Linked DNA regions of Mus musculus: region 1 is linked to region 2. The links are chromatin contacts, found by Hi-C or POLR2A ChIA-PET in ENCODE. All regions are on one chromosome and are shown on one strand. The core of a region is the stretch at or near the end of the contact, and the rest is flanking DNA. Distances in the headings are between cores, read along the strand shown. Region 1 holds the start of Tmem18 (transmembrane protein 18). Region 2 holds the start of Sh3yl1 (Sh3 domain YSC-like 1).

Region 1 (4,260 bases), core at 547-3,046, 330 kb after region 2:
ATTGTGGTATCTGACCTATGAGCCAGCTTCCTTCCCATGTCCCACCCTGTATTTTGGGGGCTCTGAACACTTATTTTCACTGGGGCCAGACCTCACACCTAGGCCAGTCAGCTGTTACTCATCTTTTCTTCCTGACATTTTACTTTGTATCCTTCTGACCCAACTGAGGGGCCCAAAATAGTGAATGTCCCCATTTGGCCAAGTACCAGAACTTTTACTGTGTGCCTGTTTCTGTGCAATAAAGACTCTATCTTTCTCCATTTCACGTACCTAATTAATCCCTACATAGAATTCCTAAAGCCATTATCTTTAAAAATAACCAAAAGTAATATTATATGCATAGTCTGATTTCCAGAGCAGGCAGTATGGGACTAACCCCAGCAAGAAAACATCTACATGAGAGATAAATTGCACTGAACTCAAAGCAGGAATTATCTGTGTAAGAGTCAGCATAAGAGAATCAACATCTTAGTGTACAGATGTTTGGCATCCTTAGTGACCAACCTAGAACATGTCCAAAGATTACTTCATGATCTCCATATAGAAATGAAGGCTTGGGAAACGCTGTGAAAACACAACGCAAACAAACCCAGGGGCAGTATCGCAGCAATGAGAGTGAGCAGAGGGATTCAAGGTTCTCCTACTCACCCAGACACAGGAAGTGCCCGATCTGTAGCTTATACCTCTGTGAGGAGAAGCAAGTGAGAAGGAGGCACAGCAGGTGGAAGGCAAGGAGTCCTAGGAGCCACGGCTCTGTCCAGTCTGTCTCCTGTGAGGAGATAGCGTTAGAAACCTGGAGGGCAGCGAAACGAAACTGCTTTCCTGTGGGGAGTGGGAGCTACTGGTCCCTTCCATTGAGTTTGGGGGTCTTCCATTGGTGTTTGTATACAACCAGAACTCTCAGACAAGCAGGAGCAAGCGAGAGGAAACAGCGATGCCTCAATTGCAAACACAGTCACAGATTTTTATATAAAGATTTTAAAGTCTGAGCACACAGGATGGAAACTACTGTCCACTTGCCTCTTTGGACTGGGTGAAATCTAGAGGGTTATTATCAACTAAACTAACGAGCTAAGTAAAGTCATGTTAACTTGGAATGTGTGAAGCTGCGTACACCAAGCTCCTCTGTGCATGGAGGTCTGGAAATGAGAGCCATCCTAACCTGCAGAGCTGACTGTCCCTGACACTTCTGCACCATGCAGCCGGCTAGTGTGCTTTGGGGTCTTAAGTACAGTCCCCAAGGCTCCAATCTTTCTGATTCTGTCTCCAACTAATATTAAGTTCCTAGTCCCGACTTCTTAGAGCTTCCCATGCCATTTTCCAAGGGCACGGCTCCGCAAGGCAAGACCAGCTCCTCTATCTGGAGCCCTAAAGCTCTTGGGGACAGCTTGAAGTCCAGTTACTGGGTAACGCTCATCTCTTCTGTGCCACATCGGAAAGACAGCGCACTTGAGAGTCTCTCCAGACACTGGCAGGGAAGTCAATGTATGGCGCTAAGACGCCACCGGGGTGAACACTGGTGTTGGGGACTCAGAGGACGGCCGGTGCGCACCCGGGAGCTGCCCCATCCAGCGGAGCAGGGAGCGGCTTCAGGCAGCCCGCCCGCCCCTGCGCAGTTCTCGCAAGAACTAGCAAACCCCACCAAACGCCGGCGCCACTTAGAGCCTGCGAGTTACCATGATCACCGCAGGGATGCTGACTGGGAAGGATCGGACTGAGTATGCGGACGACATCGCGCCAGGGATCCCAACAGCCGGGACGAGTCCGCAGCTTCCGACAGCCGGGAAAGGCGCTTAGACTTCTCGCGAGATCTACGGGTACGAACCTGGCGCTTGGCTCTTCTCGCGAGAGTTCTGACTTTTTTTTTTTTTTTTTTTTTAAAAGAGCGTCCAACTTTCGTTATTGCAGTAGTGCATTTCTGTAAGAAGTGTCAACGTGCTCACCTAGTTCTGTTTCTTCCAGACTGCCCAGAAAGCGGAGGGTTCGTGGGTTCCACAGATGCAGCCGGCGGCTGGGGAGAGTTTGCCAGGGTCCGATGGCATCCTTGCTCCAGTAGCCCGCCAGGCAGCCGGCAGGAATCCCACTTCTACCCCAGTGGGATAAGGACACCAACCCACCCACAAAACTTTTCACCTCAAATTTGTCTTGCCTAAAAGAAATGCAGGCACAAAGATGAAGCAGAGACTGGAGGAATGGCCAACCAATAACCAGCCCAACTTGAGACCCATCCTATGGGCAAGCACCAATCCCTGACACTATTAATGATACCCTGCTATGCTTGGGGACAGGAGTCTAGCATAGCTGTCCTCTGAGAGGCTCCAGCCAGCAGCTGACTGAGACAGATGCAGAGACCCACAGCCAAACACTGGACTGAGGTCGGAGACTTTTATGGAAGAGTTGGGGGAAGGATTGAAGGTCTTTAAGGGGCTGGGAACCCCACATGAGGGCCAAAAGAGTAACTAACCTGGACCTCTGGGAACTCTCAGAAACTGAGCTGCCAACCAAAGAACACACATGGGATGGACCAAGGCCCCTGAAACATAAACAGCAAAGGCGCAGCTCAGTCTCCATGTGCACACACACACACACACACACACACACACACACACACACACACACACACACAACTGGGGCAGAGGCTCTCCTAAAGCTGTAGCCTGACTGTGGTATCCATAGCCCAACAGGCCTCAGTGGGAGAGGATGTGACTAATCTGGCAGAGACTTGATGCACCAGGGTTGGGGGAATACCCAGTGGGGGCTCACCCTCTCAGAGGAGATAGGGAAGGTGGGAAAGGGTCTCTGTGAGGGGTGACCTGAAGGGGGTAGCGTTTGGGATGTAAATAAAATGAAATAAAAAGTCCCAGGATGAATATAGTGTCAGGTCTCACCATGCTGGATAGATAGCAGCTGAATCCTATAATCCACACAGCCCTTACCCAGAGAAATGGGCTGCCAATGGTGTCTGTACCACAGGATTCCTGTCCCACGAAACCGAGATAGACATTCCATCAATAGGACATAGTGAAGCAGCCCTATCCAGTAGACTGGTGCATATGGTATCTGCCCCCAAGGCCAGCAATGAATATACAGTCAGTACTTGCAGATGTAGGATGGGCACAGTATTCTTCCCCTTGGCCATTCACATCCTAACTCATTGATCTAGAATAGACAAAGATAGTGGTGTTTCTATGGATCTATGGGATAAACATGGCCCTAGTAACCTTGTGTGGCTGGCGATGCTATCCCAATTCTGGGGTGGTAGATTGCTCAAGGGTGACATAACACTGGACAGTTTGGAGTATCCACGATCATGCAGACTGAGCCATCTTACTTTTACACATGTTATTGGAGAAGGGGCAGGCCATGGAATATGAACTGGTAATGCATTGTTTAATGGTTTTAAGTCAATCCACAGGAGGCTGTTAAACACAATTAGTTCATGTGTGAAGTTCTCCTAACTGCTCGTGTAAACAGTGAGGACCCAGGATTCTAAGTCTTTATGTCAGAACATAAACCTGTGCACACGTGCATGGCCTCTGTCATATGATCAGGGCTTGCTCTTTCCCTTGGTGGTGTGATCACTGATGCCATAGCCACCTCCACTAGTCTGAACAGTGACAGTCATAGTCTGTCTTCTTCACCGTTTAATGGGCTCTGATGTAGTAGTCCAATATCCTCCATCCATTTAGCATTGCCCAACCTAAGGCTTCCTCCTCTCTCCCAGAGGCACGCCCAGGCTGTCTTTGTTACCTCCTCTGTACTTTTCAGATTTGGGCTACTCTGCTTCTCAGGTATGTGCTCCACCCAAAGTATGCCTCTTCACCAAAGGTATGGAAATGGGGAAGAAAAAGAAGAGGAGGAGGAGGGGTGGGGGAGGAGGAGTGGGAGGAGAAGCTGGTGGTGGTGTCAAGGTCATTTGGATGTGCTCTAAAGTTGTGCTTTAAGGAACACAGGGCGTGTCCACGATACCCAGCCGAGGACCCTCCCTATTCAGTGGTTTTAGTGTCATTTGTTTAGAGTTGGTGTGTGGGTTAGCTATTCCTGATGATTTTTGGACCGACATCAGTGAGGATATGAAATGAAGAGTAACTGTAGTTGCTCTGTCATGGTGATGGGGTCCACCCTTCTGGCCAATTTGCAACCAAGGAAATTAAAAGCATCCATGATGGTGACATGGGACTGAATTCCTAGGCTGTGGAGTCAGCCATGAGTACCTATTATTAAGCGATCTGCATTGCTTTCCCTGGCTTGCCCCAGCTC
Region 2 (3,777 bases), core at 982-3,481:
CCTGCCTTTGTTTCTAGATCACTGTAGTCTTTCTGGGGCTTGAGCTTTGACTACTTACTTTGTTGTAGGGAGACCAAGTTTGTCATATCCATAAGTCGCAGTCCATGTTCCTAGCTAGACCATTAATCTCCTTAAGCAAAATTTACAACCAAATTATCCATGTGAACCCCACTGTCCCCCCCATCTCCCCAAGGCTTTGGATGGGGACAAAGAACTGGAAGCAAAGGGCAGAAAAAAATCTTTGCTTTGTATCTGCTTCCCAGAGAAATTGAGGGAAATGTTGGGATAGGAAAAGATCACAGATGCATGCTTTGTGCATGTCAGTTAAAAAAAAAGGGGGGGGGATAAGTGAATGTTATGGTAGAGTCCTGCACTTCACAATACCACCTGCAAATGAGTGAATGGACAAGGACTCTTAGTCACAATGTATCAATTAAAAAAAACCAGAGTAAATGTAACCAGAGTTTTAAAGCTAATTTTCTTTGAAAGGTAAAAAAGAGAAAAAACAAAAACCAAGGTAATATTGACTTATTTCACAGACATTGAACACAGTGAGCCAATAACCAATTCTCCTTAGTTAAGATGCAACAAACAGGATGAATGTTATCACTTAGTCTATTTTAACCTCCAACATAGCAATTTACAAACAACCAGATGCTACTATGGTATTTCAATAACAGGCCACAGAGCAGAATAAAACAGCACCTTCAACCCAGCCGTGTTATTCTCTAAACTTTGTGTACAAGTGAACTAACTCATTAGTAATCGAAACATTTCCTCATATCTCAAGGAAAATACCTGGGCCAGCAGGAATACAGAACCTGTTCACTTGGTAAACACAGAACAGGGCAAGGCTTCTGCCCCAGGCCAGGGCATTCCTCCATGGAGGTGGTTACTTCAAGTCTTTCTTCCCTGGTCTGCCTTGGCAGGGCAGTAGTAACATCTGTTGAAAAGAAGCCGGCACATTTTGCCAGGGGAGAAACCTGCTTCCTATTGTTACCTATTCCTATTGTTCAGAGCACTAAAAGAAAACAAAACAAACAAAACAAAACAATAACCAAACCAAACAAAAAAAACCATACAGGCACTATATACTAGAGATGCAGCAATCAAATTACCCTCCACACCACCCCTTTGTAAAGTATCGCAGAACCAAAGACACTGTGTCAAAGTCCTGACACCTCTACCTCTGGAAGTCCCAAACGCATGTGAGCCCCTCCCCTAGGGACTATCCTTTCCCAGAGATCACATTCCCACAAAGGCCCTACACAACCCCCAATCTGCACCTCCTTCATCTGTGTCAAGTACACAGGATGCCAATTCTCAAAACAATTTGAAACCAGAAGATGGTAAAACATCAGATATTAGGGGAAAAATAACAAAATGAAAGTCTGTCTTCAAAACTGGAAATGCTGGAGGAAAAAAAATTTTTTTTCTGCAATGAAGCGGAACGACTGTGGTTAACAATCAACCAAAACCTTTAGCCAGGAGTGTAGAAAACTAATCTTGAGTTCTGAGGATTTACAAAAGGATCCGTGCAGTATGATCTTGGTGGATGCGCCCAGACAAACCCAGGGACTTGACTGTTTTCTCTCCTCTTTCACAACGCCCATCGCAAGAGGAAGAGTTGCCGCGGTGCCGACACGCCCCAGCCGCTCAGACCCTTACTCACTGGTGCCTGCCGCTCCTCTCGGTACCCGAGCTCCTCACTCCAGTCCAGGAAGAGGAAAGCGTTCTCCTTGGTCCGCCTCCCTGACGGGACCCGCCCAGCGGGCGCACACCTGACCCAGGTAAGGGAATAGGTGTATGCCCTGTTTTTGCCAAAGCGATCACTGGTCCTATACCCTTGCTCAGAACGTAGCTCATCTGCGTCCACCCGCCTCATTCCTTTGAAGCCTTGTAAATCACCCCCTCTTCTTAATCGGGGAAACCCACTGCTAAGTACCGTGGCCCGGCCTGGGGTCGGTGGTCCAAAGGGGTAACTTAGCTTGGAAGGGCGGGTAGCTCCGATCGGAGGAGCCACCCTAGGAGGCTCTGCAAGCCGCTATCCTTGAGTTCATTGGCTGCCCTGGCACATCCTAATCCTCCCTGCTCAACACCGTGCCACCCAAGCTGCTCTGGGGGTCGCCCCGCGTTCACCCCGCCCTCACTCCTTAGACGTGCGACCTGGGCAGAGCTCAGAGTGAACGCTAGCCCGGGCTGCCAACCCGAACGCCTAAGCCCCGCCCTCTAGGCGACTTCTGGCCCCGCCTCTGGCCGCGTACGAACGTGGGGCGGCGGACTGCGCATGTCCACGGTCAGAACCCTGGCAGTGCGCATGCGCCTCGTCCCGACGCGGTTTCTGGGCGCCAGGGTCTGCACCGAAACATGGCAGAGGTTGGGTCCAAGTCAGTGCTGTTCGTGTGTCTCGGTAAGGACTCGCCGACTTAAGGGTCTTTTTCTTTGGGACCCTGAAGTGCTCTCCCTGTTAGGCTTCCGAACAAGAGCGCTGGGCGGAGGAAGCAGATCAGAAGGCCTTGGCTGGGCCCGCGTCTGAGCACATACTCGTTTGTCTGCCTTTTTCATATGCATCCCCCATCATCTGGTACTCCTCTGAGCCCGAGATCTGTGTAATTTTTGTCCCAGATTATGCCCTTCCAAAGCCCATGTCACCCTTCCGAGTGCCCTTCAACCACAAATCTTTGTGCGAGTTCTCTCTCTCAAGCCCGTAGACCCCTCTCACTTGCTCCTCCTCTTTTAAGTCTGAGAGTCGCCCATCATCTGCTTTGGCAGTTACTTCCAAATCTCTGTGCTGAAAAATATCCAACCAAAACAACTTTAGGGAGAACAGATTTGTTTTGACTCAGTTTCAGAGGTTCAGGCCCCTTTTGAATGGTTGTAGATTCTGGGCTTGTGGTGAGGCAAGGCATCATGGTCCTTCAAGGTGGCCAGAGCATGAGTCAGGGACTATTTGCTCCTGTGGACGGGAATCACAGAAGGGGAGAGTAGAGAGCAAGACAAGCGTTAGCCCCAAGAGCACGCATCGGGATGTATTTTCTTCTGCTCAGCCACACTTGTATCTTTCATTACCTCCAGTCATTTCCTCATATTTTGAATCTACTGGGTTAAACCATTGACTAGGTCAGTGCCCTTATGATCACATCCTCGGGGGATAAGCCATCACCGACGTCCTGAGAGTTGTCTTTTTCTAATCAGTTAAGGTCTCGATGACGATTAATCATCATCCCTGTTATTCCCTCATGCTCTTGTCCGTCACCTAACTTGCTTTTCTTCCTTTGAACCCTCTCACCTGCTAACTGGCCCAGGTGGCTTCATATCTGTAGTGTGACTCTCTAAGCTGGCCCCTTCTATTAGAACAGCTGGAGTTCTTGCCGGAAACCCCCACCCCCACCCCTGTTCCCCATTGTGCCAACGTGAGCCTAGGTTACAGGAAGACCATTCTGTGACAGGTTTGTTTGATGTCATCCTTGGGTCACAGTTGCTATGGTTCTCAGCCAGTCTCTTTTCTTTAGGTCTCTCTGAAACCTTGGTTTTCAGTCCCTAGGACAATTACTCATGCCATGTGAAAAACAGTTTGTTTTTAAATGAATAATCTTTTAAGTACCTTCTAACACAGAATTTCAACCTTGATTCTCCTTTACATAATATGCAATTCTTTCTTTTTTCAGAGTTCTTGCCTCCTTGACTCCACCCTGAGGGGCAAGGGTTAAATTGTCAACAGTCCAGCTATTTGTCTTTTGTCCTCTGCTTTTCCTACAGAGTGACACTCCTCTTTAG

What was found. Hi-C counts contacts between places; a loop is a spot of excess contacts on that map. ChIA-PET counts read pairs that join two places held with the same protein, here RNA polymerase II (POLR2A).
Region 1: a loop to region 2 is called in a map of v-Abl transformed pro-B cells, with 2.7 times the contacts of the local background. The contact joins the promoter of Tmem18 here to the promoter of Sh3yl1 in region 2. A Hi-C loop is called at or near these places in 4 of 37 maps with a recorded cell type or tissue (T-helper 1 cell, T-helper 17 cell, regulatory T cell and 1 more). POLR2A ChIA-PET finds 5 or more read pairs at or near these places in 3 of 5 experiments (Patski and embryonic stem cell).

The regions. Positions count from the first base shown.
Region 1 is chr12:30,581,979-30,586,238 of GRCm38, reverse strand. It overlaps Tmem18 (transmembrane protein 18), which reads right to left and starts at 1,796. Exons shown (of 5, transcript NM_172049.2): 1 at 1,677-1,796; 2 at 649-769. The coding sequence starts at 1,733.
Region 2 is chr12:30,910,123-30,913,899 of GRCm38, reverse strand. Sh3yl1 (Sh3 domain YSC-like 1) reads right to left here and starts at 2,231. Exons shown (of 10, transcript NM_013709.5): 1 at 1,673-2,231. The coding sequence starts at 1,673. It overlaps Acp1 (acid phosphatase 1, soluble), which reads left to right and starts at 2,288. Exons shown (of 6, transcript NM_021330.4): 1 at 2,288-2,410. The coding sequence starts at 2,368.